2 separate regions of the Mus musculus genome follow, and region 2 is linked to region 1. A link is a loop called in an ENCODE intact Hi-C map of the cell type or tissue named here. Cell type or tissue: heart. All regions are shown on one strand.

What was found. Peaks named below come from ENCODE experiments on the same cell type or tissue, not always from the same donor. Only the 100,000 strongest peaks of a DNase experiment are listed, where the experiment ranks them.
Region 2: it touches region 1 in a loop (4-fold over the local background); 12 of 42 quality-filtered maps call a loop at or near these places.

What each region holds. Positions count from the first base shown.
Region 1 is chr14:79,477,618-79,485,617 of GRCm38, forward strand. Wbp4 (WW domain binding protein 4) reads right to left here and starts at 3,651. Exons shown (of 10, transcript NM_018765.3): 1 at 3,314-3,651; 2 at 2,756-2,828. The coding sequence starts at 3,315. Elf1 (E74-like factor 1) reads left to right here and starts at 3,577. Exons shown (of 9, transcript NM_007920.4): 1 at 3,577-4,020. n-TEttc4 (a tRNA gene) reads left to right here and starts at 4,051; the gene lies at 4,051-4,122. In heart, CTCF peaks have their summits at 3,189 and 3,388; DNase peaks (open chromatin) are centred at 3,464, 3,954, 4,804 and 5,614; H3K4me3 peaks cover 4,325 bases; H3K27ac peaks cover 4,174 bases.
Region 2 is chr14:79,583,919-79,591,918 of GRCm38, forward strand. It overlaps Sugt1 (SGT1, suppressor of G2 allele of SKP1 (S. cerevisiae)), which reads left to right and starts at 3,742. Exons shown (of 13, transcript NM_026474.6): 1 at 3,742-3,948; 2 at 4,036-4,093. The coding sequence starts at 3,911. In heart, no CTCF peak of the experiment used is centred here; DNase peaks (open chromatin) are centred at 3,353 and 3,763; H3K4me3 peaks cover 2,808 bases; H3K27ac peaks cover 1,911 bases.

The sequences.
Region 1 (8,000 bases):
GCATATACCTGTAACCCCAAAAACCCCAGCACTGTGAACACTGGTCAAGTTCCAGGCCACCTGAAGCTATTTGCTTAAGTGTCTCAAAACAAAAAGAGAATAACAAAAGTGCCCTATCTCCCCAAACTAAAACAACCACCACCAAACAAATAAAAGCCACAGCAACACCACCACCCACATTAAATGTCAAAACTGGTTAAGCCTCTAGAATTTCATTGCTCTGTTTTTCTAAGAGAAATAAAAATTATCCTTAAAGCTTGGCATTAGTTGGGCAGTGGTGGAGCGCTGTTTTAATCTTTTAAGCACTCAGGAAGCAGAGGCAGGCAGATCTCTGAGTTAGAGGCCACCTTAGTCTACAGAGGTAGTTCCAGGATAGCCAGGGCTACACAGAGAAACCCTGTCTCAAAAAGCCAAAGCAGGTAAAAGACTTTGTTTTTAAAATATTAAGAAAAATAGATACTTAAAAATTCCTTGTTTGGGCAGGTAAGATGGCTTAGTGGGTAAAGGTGCTTACCACCAAACCTGACCACCAGATTCAACCCCCAGGACCCACATGATAGAAGAACAGACTCCTGAAGTTGTCCTCTGCTATTCGCATACCAGAGAACATCCACAACAACAACAACAACAGCAACAACACACAGACACACACTTTAAAAAATTCCTCACATTGTGCAAAATGATGTAGTAAAACAAAGTGACTGTTTGTAGCAACAATCTTGTAGTTTATCTACTGGAGACTGGGTAAGTGAACTGCGTGCACTCCCACAGGCTTTTATTGAACAGAAAGGCAGCACACAGTTCCCTATGTACTGACATGGGAGACACCTTCAGGATACACTGTTCAGTTAAAAAAACCTCTGTACCCTGTGAACAAGATGGAATAAAATACATACACACAGAAACAATGAAAGGATGGACCTGAGCAAAGGGGGAGGTGACTTCTGAAGAGTAACATAATTAGATGGCTGGGGACAGGGATGGCTGACTGAGCACTGGGGCCTACATAAATATCCAGAAGTTCTCACAAATTATAGATGTCTGGTGGAAAGAAATAAGAAGTACCCTAAAAGTCCTGTCAATCAAACCCTGTATGATGTATTAATGGAGCTATTCTAATATACTCCTCAGAGTACCTCTTTAAAGCTAGAGTTTGTAAGGCAAACAGTTGTCTCTATTGTTCCTATACCGAGTTACTTACAGCTGATTATACCACACAAAGAATACTGTATTAAAGCACCATTCAAAATTAAATAGTTTTCACTAATAAATTACTAGATATGTAGGGAGATGCACACAGACCTCTAGAAAGATAATTTATTTTCATAACTCATTAAAGTTATTTTATTGCATAGGTACCTCCTGGGATATTTTTTTCAATTTATGTGGTTTTAAAATCTCATGGCAGTTTTGGTAGGGATTAGCCTAAGCCAAATAAAATATGCACAATCTTTAGCACCTACTAGCAAAGCCAAAGGGAAGAGCAAAACTCCTCTCAAAGCCTAAGATGATTTAGTAGTGTGTAATGGCAGACTGTAGCACAAAATATGGCATCATTCCGTGGTGTACAATAGTTCTGCCAAGTAATACGTTATGTATATGCAAGACACTATAGGGTTTGCTTTTTCAAGACAGGATCTCTCTGCGTAGATCTGGCTGTCCTTGAACTCACTCTGTAGAACAAGCGGCCCTTGAGCTCGGAGATCTGCTTAATAGCCTCTGGATACTGGGATTAAAGATGGGAACCACCTCTGCCCTTGCTGACCCTGTAGTTTTTCAAAACGTATTTTCTGGGTCTACGCCCCTGTGAGTGTGTAAGGACATGAGCATAGCCGCTAATGGAGGTCAGAAGAGGCTGTCGGACACCCTGAAACTGGAGTTACAGGTAGTGTCGAACTGCCATGTGGGTACTGGGAACTGAACCTCAACCCTCTGCAAGAGCAGGAGTTGTTACTGACTGTGAAGCCATCTCTCCAGTCCCCATAGCCCACAGCTTTTGATACAGTAGCTTGTCTGATTGTAGAATGTCTAAGAGGGAAGAAAGCCAGCTGACGTCTTACTTTATGCTTTAAAAGTTGGATCTAAGTGGTGGTGCACACCTTTAATCCCAGCACTCCGCGAGGTCAGCCTGGTCTACAATAGCCTGAGTTTCAGGACAGCCAGGGCTATACAGAGAAACCCTGTCTTGAAAAACAAAAAAACAAACAAACAAACAAAAAGTTGGATCTAGGAGTCTAGCCATGGTACACACCTTTTTTGCCAGCACTTGGGAAGCAAAGCCAAGTAGATCTCTGTGGGCTGCGGGCTAGCCTGGTCTACAGAGTGAGTTGCTGTCTGGAAACCCTGTCTTGAAAAATCACCGCCCCCAACCCCCTTGCAAAAATAGTGGGCTCAAGGCTTTCAGCATAAGGTATATTACAGCTGCTCCCTTTGTATCTCACCAGGGAATAATGCTGTTCTCCTTCCTGTGGAGAACAGGAAAAACTACAATATTCCTTTTTAAGGGGCAGGTATTCCATAAACAAGATTATCCCACTCACTGTCCATTTCCTCAAAGTCCCCAGAAATAATTTGGCCTTAAAATCAAAGTCAGATTGATGAAAAGGAGAAGGCTATAGCTTTCATAAGAGGAATCAAACAAAAGAAACCTTTTTAGGTTTTGAAGAATAAAGAGCACTATACACGAAAGTGGCTTATACACACTAAAGTCAAAAAAACAACACATCACGTGAATATTTTAATAAAAATTTCATACAGGCCTATTGTCTGCTATCCAGCACTTGCAGTAATCACAGAATTTCTTTGGTTGTGACTTCCAGTAGTCGGCCCTGAAAAGATAAAAACAACTCTAAGCTTATCCAAAAATTGAAAGGAATTTTTACAGTTGTTAAAAAATGGGATATAAGGCTGTTTTCGGACTTCTGTCTTAGCAAAGCAGTTGTATTATTTATGTAAAGCTAAAGTCCGTGGAAAACTGCTCTCCGGTGAAGGTAAATCACACTGCACCGAGATGAAGAAGTCTCAAAGTATTTCTCTTTCCCGTGCCCTTCTAGCTAATTCATTCGTTCTGGGGACGCGAGGCTGGGAAAAGCCCCTGGACGTCTGAGGCCGCAGCGCCACCCCGGCCCCGGGCCCGGGCCCCGGCGGGCGGGCGGGGGCGGCACCCGAGTCCCCGGCTCCTGCCTAGAGGGCGGCCGCGTCTCCGAGAGAACCGGCCCCGCAGGTCGGGCGGCCCCGGGCGAGCGGAGGGGCGGGAGGAGGCCACTCGCGGGCGCCTGGCGGCGCAAGCCCGACCCGACCCGACCCGACTCACATGACGGCGGCAGCTCCGCGGGCAGCCCGCGATCCCGCTCACTGATGTCCGCCGGTGGCTCAAGCCAGGACCTCTCGGTCTCGGCGTCCCCCCCGGGTACGGCGTTTCCACGGGTGGACTACGGCGGCCGCGACGGCCCAACCCGCGCGCGCGGTTGTCACCGCCTCTTCCCCTCCCCCACGGGGCGGTACTCGCGGCGCCTGAGAGGTGGGGTCGGTATAAAGGGGTTGAGGTCACCCAGAAGGGACGAAAGCGCGACGGGACCGGAGCCGCGGGCCCCGAGCGTCCGACCCAGGCTCCATCCCGCGGTCCTCACGCCTCCCGGGATCCAGAACCTCCACTCCCGAGCTGGCTCGCAGCCGAGAGGCTCGATCGCCTCCCCCCAGCCCCGGCCGCACGCCGCCGTTCCCACAGCCGGCGCCGCCCTCGGCTTTGCCGGCTTGCCCGCCCGCTCTGTGACCGGGGAGCAGCCCGGGACCTGACGGCTGAGAAAGAAAGGCGCAGCCGCCCGTTCCGGGAGCGCACGGGGCGCCCGGCTTCGGCTCAGAACTTTCCAGGGGCGCGCACCGGCCCCGCTCCTCCCCCCCGCCACGCCCGCGCGCTCCGCCGGGCTCGTGCCCGCGCGTGGGGCAGCGGCCGCGGGGGCGGCTTCGGCGGCGCGAGTTGCAGCAGAGTGGCTGAGTGGTAGCGGCGCTGACGCTAGTCAGGTGGGTCACAGCAGTGCTTGTAGCAGCACTTCCCATATGGTCTAGCGGTTAGGATTCCTGGTTTTCACCCAGGCGGCCCGGGTTCGACTCCCGGTATGGGAACAGTGTCACTTTTTGCTCTAGTTGAGTTTACTTGCTTAGTGGCTCTGGCTGACTTCTGCAGCCGTGTTCGGGGTGAGTTTGGGAGCAGGCAGTGTAGTTGCTCCCGTGGATGGGAGCTTGGCTCTCGGAGGCCGGAGGAGCGCGGCGGCCGCTCTCGGGCCCGCTGCGAGAGGAGTTTCGCTTTCCCCGCGGCTGTACCCCGCCCTCAGCCCGTACTTTTCCAGGCGCTCGGGAGGTGATGATTAACTTGGGCCTCGCCTTATCTCCCCCCGCCCGGGTGCCCCCTCGGCCCACACCCTGCTCCGCCGCCCCCTTCCTACTCGGCGGGCCGGGGCGTGCCCGCTGCGCTCCAGTTACTGTCAACAGCGGCTGGAGACCACCCCGCTGCTCCCTATCGCCAGACCCCCGCCGATCCCTTGTCGCCGGCTGGGCTCTAGGACCCCCGCCGCGTGCACCCGAGCCCGGTCCACCGCTCCCCCCCCCCCCCAGCAACCCTCGCCTCAAGGCTTTTGCAGAATGTCTCTTATTTTCCTTCTAACTCCCCTTTCCTCTTCAAACACACGGCAAACTGCGGAGAAGAAAAATACCACTGGGATGAGATGTCTTGAAAGAACAGAGCCGGCTTTCCCGGAGGCTGTTTGGAGCGTCACTGATTTAAAAAAAAAAAAAAATCATGGGATGGAGGTGGAGCTTGGAAGACAGAAAATTAGCCCGGAGACTGGGGAGGGGATGTTACAACAAAGTTGCACTGTACTTTTAAATATAGAAGCCCTGTGTTTATTACAAAGAAGCGGCCCAGCTGTGTCAGCAGCCTGAGCGCCGTACACGAAACAAAAGCGTTATCATAAATGCAAGTTGAAATTAGAAAATTGGGGCAGCTGTAATGTTTAGTCTGTTGGGCCTTTGGGCACAAATAAGGAAAAACTGACTCCGGCGGATGAGTTTCTGGTCAAAACCATTACTGAGCAGAAGTTTTGGTTGTTTGTGTGTTCCCAACAATATTTTATAGCCTTAACTGGCACAGCTGAGTTTGAAAATAGCTGTTAATGTGATCTATGCGATTAGGGATTAATGAGCCTTTCCTCGTAAAAATTAAACCTAGAAAACTCCTTTAGCGAATATTTAAAACATTAACACAAGTCCTTATGCATGTCAGGTTCCCCACCCCCCACCTCCAGATGTTTTGAGGTGCCTGCTGAACAGCAGGCGCTTTAGGTAGGTGGGTAGTGGCTGGATAGAATCCCTTTGGCCTCCAGTCCTTAGCTATGGGATCGTGCGAAGGTCTTTGACCTGAGTGTAGTGGTGTCTTCTAGCTTTAGAGCCGTAAGCGTGTCACCATCATTATATTACTACGATAGTTTCTCCGTGTGGCTCGAGATAGCCTAGAACTCACTAGGAGCCGGAGCTGCTGAGGTTTATGGTCCTCCTGCTTCTGCCTCTCAGCAGTGGGCCTGAGGGTAAGGTGAGTCTGTTCAGACCTCATCTCAGTCTCACGTACCCCAGGGTAGCCTCAAAGTCTCTGCGGTGATGAAGATCTCCTTTGCTCTTGCACCTCCTGCCTCTTCAGTGCTCAGGTCACAGGCTTATGGCACCAGACTCGATTTTTTTTTTTAAGTTAATTACAATTCCTTATGTTTATGAATGTTTGCCTTCCTGTGTGCCACCTGTGTGCCTGGTGCCCAGGGAGGTCAGAACAGGCCAGATCCTGGAAATTGGAGCAATGGGTGGTTGTGGGCCTCCCTATTTGGGTGCTGGGGAATCAAGCCTTCATTTCCGCAGGAGCAACAAATGCTTCGAACCTCTCGAGCAGCCGCCTAGGTTCTCCAGAGCAGCACATTCTCCACAGAGTGTAGATAGGTTAGAACCAGGCACTTTGTTCTAGATTTGGAAGAAAGGACTCCTATCCCTGCTTTGTTTAATTTTTGCAAGTATTTGACCGGTGCTGAATAAAGCCTGTGTTATCATAGATGGAAGAGTAAGTGATCGCCGGTGGGCATACTGCATGTTTGGGGTGAGTTTAGGACAGTGGTACGGTGAGAGCATTCCTCCCCAAGATGTCCTCTGTCTAGCTCTGGGCCAGGTGGGGAACAGGCAGGCAGGGTCCGAGTTACACACAATTGTTCCTAGAGGTGGGGTGGAGATTTGGCTCAGGGAAGGGCAAGAATAGAGAGTGTTTGCCCTGCACCTTGAAGAACTGGTTGGATTTCTCCCAGTGGGGAATGTAAATCATAAAACCTGAGGTGGATGAGACTGGGACCCGGAGACTAGCAGGAAGTAGGGGTCGGTAGGCATGCGGTGCCTGGGGGGAGCTGGTGGCAGAGCAAGAAGAGAGGCAGGAATTTCAAACTTTGCAAGTTTGAGGAGGTTACACATTCTTTTAATCAAGGGTCGACCTTTTATATCAGGAGAGTTCTGCAAACATTTTTGACTCTTTGTTCTGTGTTGTTCTTGTTATTGTGAGACTGATTCTTACTATCATAGCCCAGGTTAGCAGATGTGTTCTGCCACACCCAGCTTCGTCTCTGAAAAGCTTGAGTGTGGCCGTGGTGTGTGAAACAAGAAATCTTACTTCAAAAGACTCAGACAGTAGAGGAAAACGCAGACTGTTGCGTGCCTGTAGCTTTTATGTTTAGGTGTTGAATATTTTCAAATCAATAGAATGGAAAAGCGATTAATTAGACTTTATAAGGATGAAGACTGGGTTTTTGTTGTTGTTGTTTTTGGAGACAGGGTTTCTCTGTAAAGCCACGGCTGTCCTGGAACTCACTTTGTAGACCACTTTGTAGACCAGCCTGGCCTCGAACTCAGAAACCCGCCTGCCTCTGCCTCCCAAGTGCTGGGATTAAAGGCATGGGCCATCATGCCCAGTGAAGTCTGGGTTTAAATTATGGGAGTGAATTGCAGGTGTCCTTTGCAAGACCTTAATAATTCCTGAATAGCTGGGAAATAATATTTGATAAATATCTGAAGATTCTTTTGTTGGGTTGCTGGTGTCTAAGGTGCTCTGTCTAGACCACAAATAGCTAGCTGTACCAACTGAGTGCTAATTCACCCAGGCCATGTGGTGATAGTTGCTACTGTCAGGTGCAGCCAGGAGAGGTGTGAAAGCTCCATGGAAAGGGAGGAGTAGGAGACAAGGTGAGTTAGGCCAAATCCAGAGCCGTTCCGCTGCCCCAAGGCCTCTGCTTCCCCATTTCAACTGCCTGTCTGGCCATCACTGCCCCTCAGCCACCGTTGGCCTTGTGGCTGACTCTTGAGTGTGCCTCGGGGTTTTATTAACACTTGTTCTTCTGCCTCCACCTCCCCTCATCTCAGGCCTGCCTGCCTTTCTCAGAAAGGCCTTTCTGGACACATTAGCCAGTCTCTCTCTTTTTAGTTACTTTCTGGTTAATTTACCTTGCTTGTTCATTCATGTTTTCTTTCCTTGCTTGCTTTTGGCTGCAATTAACCTGTTCACCTTTTTTTATATTAAAAAGAATATTCTCTCTTGTCCCTCTCATAACCCCTCCATCCCTCTGTTGAGAAGCTAACTTGTAGGACTCAGTTTTCTCTCTCTACCACTCGGACCCCTGGGATACGACTCCGGTTGTCAGCCTTGGCACCGGTACTTTTGCCTACTGAGCCATTTCACTGGCCCTTCTCCAAATTTTGAAAAAGATTCCTTTATGTGTATGAGCATCTTGTCACAGGGATGCGTGGGTACCAAGAGGGTGCTGGGTGTCACAGAGGTAGAGGAGGTTGTTCAATTCCTTAGGACTGGAGTCACCACTGGGAGCTAAGAACTGAACCTGGGTCCCTTTAAGAACAGCAAATGCTCTTAGCCACTGAAGCATCCCTACATGCGGCCCCCGCCCTCTCCCCCCCCCGCCCCCCCCGCC
Region 2 (8,000 bases), 110 kb after region 1:
GTACTGGCTGGTTTTGTGTCAACTTGACACAAGCTAGAGTCATCACAGAGAAGGGAGCCTCAGTTGAGGAAATGCCTTTTTGAGATCCAGCGGTAGGGCATTTTCTCAACTCGTGATCAATGGGAGAGAGCCCAGCCTAATGTGGGTGGTACTATCCCTGGGCAGGTGGCCCTGGGTTCTATAAGGCAGGATGAACAAGCCATGGGAGCAAGCTAGTAAGCAGCATCTATCTGTGGCCTCTGCATCAGGTTCCTGGCCTGACTTTACCTTCATGAGAAACAGCAATGTGGAAGTAAAAGAAACCCTTTCCTCCTTAACTTGCTTTCTGACCATGGCGTTTTGTCACAGCAGTAGAAACCCTAAGGAGCCACATTTGTGAAGTGCCTCTTGAAGCCTGGAGGTGTTGGATACCCGAAGACTAACAGATGTGTATGAGCTGCCAGATGGGTGGGTGGGTGTGGGGATCGAACCTCTGATTCCCTGGGAGAACAGCCAGTGCTCTTAACCTCTGAGTCATCTCTCCAGCCTACTAATGAAATTTTGTAGGTATATAATATTAGAATACTATAAATAGCTTGCAGAAAAGTTTTCTCCCCCAAGGGGGGCTCTCAATGTATAGCTCTGTCTGACTTTGAATCATTATTTAACCCAAGCTGACCTTGCACTCTTGGCAATCCCTGTCTCAGACTCACAACTAGAGATTAAAAGTATGTGTCACCAAGCCCAGCTAAACTAAATTTTGTTAGTGTGTGAGAGGGGAGGGAGAGGGAGAGGGGTCCAAGAGCATCTTTGTGGAGTTGGTTCTCCCCTTCCACCTTTACCTAAGTACCTGGGAGCAAACTCGGTTCTCTAGGCTTGTGTAACAAATACAATTATCTGCTGAGCCAACTCACCAGACCCTAAACCAAATCTTTTAACTTGGGTCAGTAGAGCTTTACACTGAACAGGAAGATAGCAATTCATTTGTGCCACTATAATAAAACTACTTAAGACTGGATCATTTAGTAGGCACAGAAACTACAGTTTTAGACTCTAGAAAACTCAAAATGAATTTGCCGGTAAGCCTGGCAATTCCATTTCCAAAGATGCCTTGAATTTTGAATAAAGCAATGAAGTTGCCATCAAGTTTAAGGGGAAATGATTTTTTTTTTTCAGTAAGTGGGGTTGGGTTAGTTGGTATCTGTATGGAGAATAAAATAATGGACTTTTATCCCTTGTTATACTTTCAAAAAAGTTGTCAGAGTAAACAATAGACTTAAATGTGGAAAGTGAGCGATCTAAAAGAAATGTTTCAAGAGCCTTTGAGTAGAGAGAGTCTTACACATGGCACAAAAGAAATGATTATAAACTGAAGAAGAACGAAGACCAAAGTGTGGACACTTTGCCCCTTCTTAGAATTGGAAACAATCACCCATGGAAGGAGTTACAGGACAAAGTTTGGAGCTGAGACAAAAGGATGGACCATCTAGAGACTGCCATATCCAGGGATCCATCCCATAATTAGCCTCCAAACGCTGACACCATTGCATACACTAGCAAGCGTTTGCTGAAAGGACCCTGATATAGCTGTCTCTTGTGAGACTAGGCCGGGGCCTAGCAAACACATAAGTGGATGCTCACAGTCAGCTATTGGATGGATCACAGGGCCCCCAATGGAGGAGCTAGAGAAAGTATCCAAGGAGCTAAAGAGATCTGCAACCCTGTAGGTGCAACAACATTATGAACTAACCAGTACCCCAGAGCTCTTGACTCTAGCTCCATATGTATCAAAAGATGGTCTAGTTGGCCATCACTGGAAAGAGAGGCCCATTGGACACGCAAACTTTATATGCCCCAGTACAGGGGAACGCCAGGGCCAAAAAGTGGGAATGGGTGTGTAGGGGAGTGGGGGGGAGGGTATGGGGGACTTTTGGGATAGCATTGGAAATGTAACTGAGGAAAATACGTAATAAAAATATTTTTAAAAAAGAAATGATTATAAATTGATCTGTGTGAAAACTTGTTTCAGACGATATTAAGAGATGCCAACTGGCACAAGGTGTCTGCAATAAATGCATCCAAGAAGGAAGTCACACCCAGCCATGCAAAGAACTGCAAACGGAACAAAACTAACATTTCCTTTAAAGACATTATGCAGAAGACACTCCTCATCGTTATGCATCTGTTCTTTTACAGTCTAGTTTCTGCAGGGTTCACAGAAACGGAAAACAACCTTGAATGGAAAGATCCAAAACGATGCTCTCTACCTTCCCTTACAGATCTGCTTAGCTTCAGTTTAGTTGAGCTAATTTGATCTTCTCAGTACTTACTAAAACCTGAAACCTGCACCTCTTTGAGTTTAGTGGCCAGCTGGCCCTGGTCTGCCTCAAGTGTCTCTCCCACCTACTTCTCCTTTCCCACAAGTGGATTCAGATTCCTTTCTGGGACCTGTTATCTTCTATCAGCCCTTCCCCGCCCCGGCTCGACCCCCCCCCCCCTTCAAACAACCCATTTACAATACAGATGGGATATACCTACAGGTGGCAAATGTGTTACACTTTAAACTTTGTAGTATTCCACACTTCCATCTCTTGATGACCCCATACATACTTAAATCTTTGTAACCTCCGTTTCTCCATCTTGAATATGGGCTCAAGTTTCTCTGTATTTTCAAACGTCCTCCCACCGTTATTTTTTGCATCTGCAAGGGGTGATTGATTGGTAGGTTGAGGTTGTAACAAAAAATTATAATACCCACGATAGCTAGCAAGCACAACTAGGCGTTTGGCCAGTATGGAAAACGTGCTAGAAAAGTGGGGAAGACAAAACTTAGGTCTTTTAAAGTTAGAACTCAGAAAAGTGGGCGAGTTTAACAGTGGGGATATGTACACAAATGCCTGAACTGTAATTTCTTTTTCTTCGTGGACTGTCATGTTTCCAGACTGAGGTCTTATATATATCTTGTTTGAGGAAGCCAACGACCACTTCAATCATTTCACCTACTAAAACAGACTTGGTAAAACGAGTTACTGAGCGTTATCAAGAGCTTTTAAATCAAGTTTGGTGAACCTATAACTGCCACTCCCTCCTGTTGCCCCTTACCACTCAGTTTCAAAGAATTCGCAGGAAACTTCCTAGTGTGATGTTTGGCTCTAAGGACGGCGGGGGACGGGGGGCTTACTGGTTACTTAGAACACAAAGCAGCAATAAGACCATTAGCTATAGGTCACTTTCATCCACGCGGTGCTTGTGAAACAGGCTTTTCTTGGTTTGGAAAGCCGACTTAGGAAGGAAGCTTGGGGTGTGGAGCTCTGGCATCTGGCAGGCCCTCCGGAAAACTCCGTCCTCCATGCCGGTAACGTGACTTCCGGCGAGCCAGGCCGTCCGGGTTCTCCACGGAGAGAGTCATGCGAACTGATGCGCCATCCCGGGCTCTGCTGCCGGAAAAGACCTGGCTGCCACGAGTGACGTCACGCACAACTTGGCCGCCGGCGGTAGCCATGATGAAAACCGGAGTAAACGGAGCTTAACGTGACACTCCTTAGCGAAGCCAGAACTACCTCCCGACGGATCCCCAGTACCTTACAGTGGGCTCCGAGACAATATTTCAAAGCTTACAAGCCATGCCGGATCCCCCACGGGCGTACGGCGGGGCGCGGGACTCACGGCCACGCCCTCGGGGCGGGGGCTTGGCTGCGTCACGGGTAGGGGCGGGGCCGGAGAGCGTTTCCTCCTCTTTCCCAGCCGGCCCCGCGCCTACCTGCCCACCCTTCGCCTCCTTTTCCGCGGCTGCATGCTGCGCGACCGCTGATTGGCTACGGAGGACGGAAGCTCAGTTGGGGTTTCTTTAGAAGTTTTCCCTTCCTGGGCGGCGGCGGAGCTGGTAACCAAGGTAGAAACGCTCAGGCAGAAGCTTTCTTGACTCCTAGGGATGGCGGCAGCTGCAGCAGGACCTGCATCGTCCCAGCGGTGCGTGATTTTCTTCACCTTTGCTGTTTGTCTTTCTATTCTTTCCTTGATTAGAGAGACCTGCTGAAGTCGTTGTTTTCTTGGCAGGCTTTTCCAGAGCTTCTCAGATGCTCTGATCGACGGGGATCCCCAGGCAGCATTAGAGGTGAGTGAGCTCACTGGGACTGTTGGGTCCCTACAGACCCCTCCTCTTCCCGGCATTACCTTCGTGGGAGCAAAGCTACAATGTATCTAAGTCCCAAAATTAAGATACTTAATCTCTTTGTCTCCTTAATACCTTTGCCATAGATCTTGCCCTTCCTCTCCACAAGCTCCCGATGAGGGCACCTCCCTCCCATTTATTTCTTGGAAACATAGTTACTGTCTGTGGTTGCACTTATAATGGCATTTATGATCAAGGAAAAGGCGAAAATAGGGCTTGATGTATCAATTTTTTACTTTAACAGTTATGTTTGCCCTTATATGTCAGGTACTGTTAAGTGTCCTTAATTAAATTTACTAAAGAACATTTTCCCTCTGTGCCTTCCACTTTACAGATGACTGTGGTTGTTCTTTATACAGTTGTTTATAAAACCGCGCTTTTTATCTAGGCTGGCCTTAAACTTTGGATCCTGCGAGTTCTTGGGATGTATCAGTAAATAAACCCTGCCTACATTTTAGTATTATATGATTTGCTTTTGGGCCATTTCAGGTGAAGTCTAGAACAAACTAGCTTTGTACGGATGTTTCTTAGGAGCGCTGGCTGGACTCCAGAGAGTTATCGGCACATGTCAAGTATGGTGGTACAGGCCTGTAATCCTGGTACTCAGGCGGTGAATGCCCTAGGGTCAGAAATTCAAGGTCATCCTCAGCTACTTTGTGAGTTGAGGCTAGCCTGGGATGTGTGAAATTCTTCCCGACACTTCAGAGCTCCCCCGCTGGAAAAAAGGAAACATTTTTATGTTTTGAGCCTTAGAGAAATCACTTTTGTAGAGACTAGCAGACTAGGATAGCTACATTGTTGTTTTAATGTTACAAGCTCCGCTTTGTATTCTTAGGTCTACAGAGTGATCATGAGGTTTGATAGCGCGGTATTAGAGAGCCTGCTGGTGTTGGCGCACACCTTTAATCCCAGTGCTTGGGCGGCAGAAGCAGGTGGATCTCTTGAGTTTGAGGCCCACCTGGTCTACCATGAGAGTTCCAGTATGGCCAGAATTACACAGAGAAACCCTGTCTCAAAAGAAACAAAACAACAAAAATCAAGGCATTAGTGACTTTGAGATTAGGGCTACAGACGCAAGTATCTTTATATTTTCTGCCAAAGGAAATTAAAACCCGAATTGAGAGTAGGGGGAAGGACTGAAAAAGGAGAAGGAAATGAATAATTATTAAAAGGTTATTGAGTGCTGGCTACAGATCTAGGCTGCCCCCAAAGCCCTAATAATTGGCAGATGCTGCCCCTTCTAATGTGTTCCATGCAATTCTCTACAGCCCCTTGGCTACCTCACATTCTGGACTTTACTAGTTTCTTCTATTTGAATGAAAATGGGTACCAATGAAGCATGGGTACAAGGGTAAGAAGTTTATTTTAAACTGCCAAGGCTGTCTCTGAGGAGAGCAGCAAGATGCGGGGTGGGGGGATGTAGGGGGGTATACGTGTGTGTGTGTGTGTGTGTGTGTGTGTGTGTGTGTGTGTAAGATCTTCTGGGTTATATGGAAGCCATACCTGGGCCTGTGGGCTGGGTTAGGGGGTGGGGGACTTGTGAGTATGGAATAAGGAAGTGTGGAGGCTACCATTGACCTTGACACGCCAATGAGAACCACAGAGATATGTTAATGTATCCCTTTTGCCAGAGATGAGGGGAAAACTTAGCACATAGGAACTATTTCAGACTGGGGAAAGGGATTTCTTGGCGGGCTTGGGGGTGGGGTGGGGTTGGGGACGACGACTGACATTGTTTCTGGTCCTGCTTGGTTTTACTCTGTTCATGGTACAGTAGCCAGCATGACAGTTGGATCATGTCACTCTCCTACTAGAACTTTCCATGTCCTTCCCTCGAAATGAAGGTCCAAACAATTTCTTTCCAATGCCCATCAGGGTGCCTGGTGCAGTGGATATCTTGGAACTCTTTTTCTTTTTGTAGAGCTACACTGTTTGAGGTGCATCTGCTTTTGCTCCACATACACTTGACCTTTATCTCATTTTACTCGGCGATGCCGAATTCTTTAGGTTTCGCCCGAAATGGTTCCTGCTGAGGGGAGCTAGTTTTTCTGTCTAAATTAGGTCTGAAAATAAATAGCCTCAAGACAGCAGGGGGTTTTGTGTATCTTGATTCCTTTCTGCTGTGTTCTCAGTATAGCACTTGGGACTCCTCCTGCATGATTCTTGCAACCCTCTTCATTGGCATAAGCTACATTTTTACTCAGTAGGGAGTTGAAGTACAGAGTAAAAAGGTTAACTTGATCAAAACAAAGAGGCTTGGAAGCAACAGGTTTCTAGTTTCAAGGGATTAAGGTCATCTGGCAGGGAGAGAACCTGGGCTATGTGATACACCAACTAGGAGCTGACTTGGAAGCCACTTGGTTGAGAGCAGTTTGAGATTGGTAAACATGTGGTGGCAATCAGTGCTGACATTCTTCTCTAAGCAATGCTTCTGTGCTTAGACCCCAGCTAGGTGAAGGTAGGGAAAAGAAGAGGAACCAGATTGAGATACGCACACACCCACCCACCCACCCACCTAGAGATTCTTTGAACATTAATTAGCATTTTTAAAGTAAATTTGAAAATTTACTAAAAGTTAGTATTAATTAAAAACATTTTTTTCTTTTTTTTTTTTCTTTTTTTGGTTTTTCGAGACTGGGTTTCTCTGTATAGTTCTGGCTGTCCTGGAACTCACTCTGTAGACCAGGCGGGCCTCGAACTCAGAAATCCGCCTGCCTCTGCCTCCCGAGTGGAGTGCTGGGATTAAAGGCGTGCGCCACCTTTTTATTTTTAAAGCTTTGCTGGAGTTTGAACCCATGCAAAGTACATGGTCTACCGCTGTGCCTCCTCCTCCAATTACCGAGGCAGGGTTTCACGAATCCCAAGCTATCCTCAACTCATGTGTAACCCAGGATGACGTTGAACTTGTGCTCCATGCATTCCGGGATGCCAGGCCTGTGTCAGGGATCGAACCCAGGGCTTCCTGTGTGCCAGGCAAACATTTTACCAAGTGAGCTACAGCCCCAACCCATCTAAAAGGTCTTCATTTTCATGTCTTACATTCCCCCCTCATTACTGTTCTGGTTAGTGTCGTGCTTCTGGCTGTGGGTTTTGCTCGCCTGTTTCTTTTTCTTTGTGGCGGTGGAATTGATGCTGTTCAAGTGCTCTACCACGGAAGCCACAGAACTCATTTTCTGCAAGTGTCTTTTTGGACTTGTTTACAATATGTTTGGCTTAGGTCTGCTCTAATTCCTAGCCTTTTGCTGCTGTGATTCACGTGTTGGCACCAAGGGTGTTGCCTCTTGCTATTTCCACCGGCAGCCATGCTTCTCTGCAGGCAGCAACTTTTCGTTTTTGTTTTGTTTTTTGTTTTTTCGAGATAGGGTTTCTCTGTATAGCCCTGGCTGTCCTGGAACTCACTCTGTAGACCAGGCTGGCCTCGAACTCAGAAATCCGCCTGCCTCTGCCTCCCGAGTGCTGGGATTAAAGGCGTGCACCACCACACCCGGAGGCATCAGCTTTTCAAAAACAAACAGTGCTACACTAAAAGCATGTCAGCTAAGATTATGAATCATTATCTTAATGATTGGTTTGGGGCTTTATTATAACTCACTTATTCATAAATCCATTTGTATGTTTGTAAATTCCTTTAGGTTTGGCTCTCATTGTTTTTGATTGTTTGTATGGTTGTCTTAGAAACGTCTCTTTTGTTACATCCTTACCAAGTCTGCACGCTTTAGGAGACTGAACTGTTCTTAACTAACAACTGACTAGTGGTTCTAAAGAGCATTTACAAGTGGCTTGAACTACTGAAGCTCTGACTTGACTTTGTAAGCAGAGGAATGAATAATCTGTGGCTCATCCTATAATC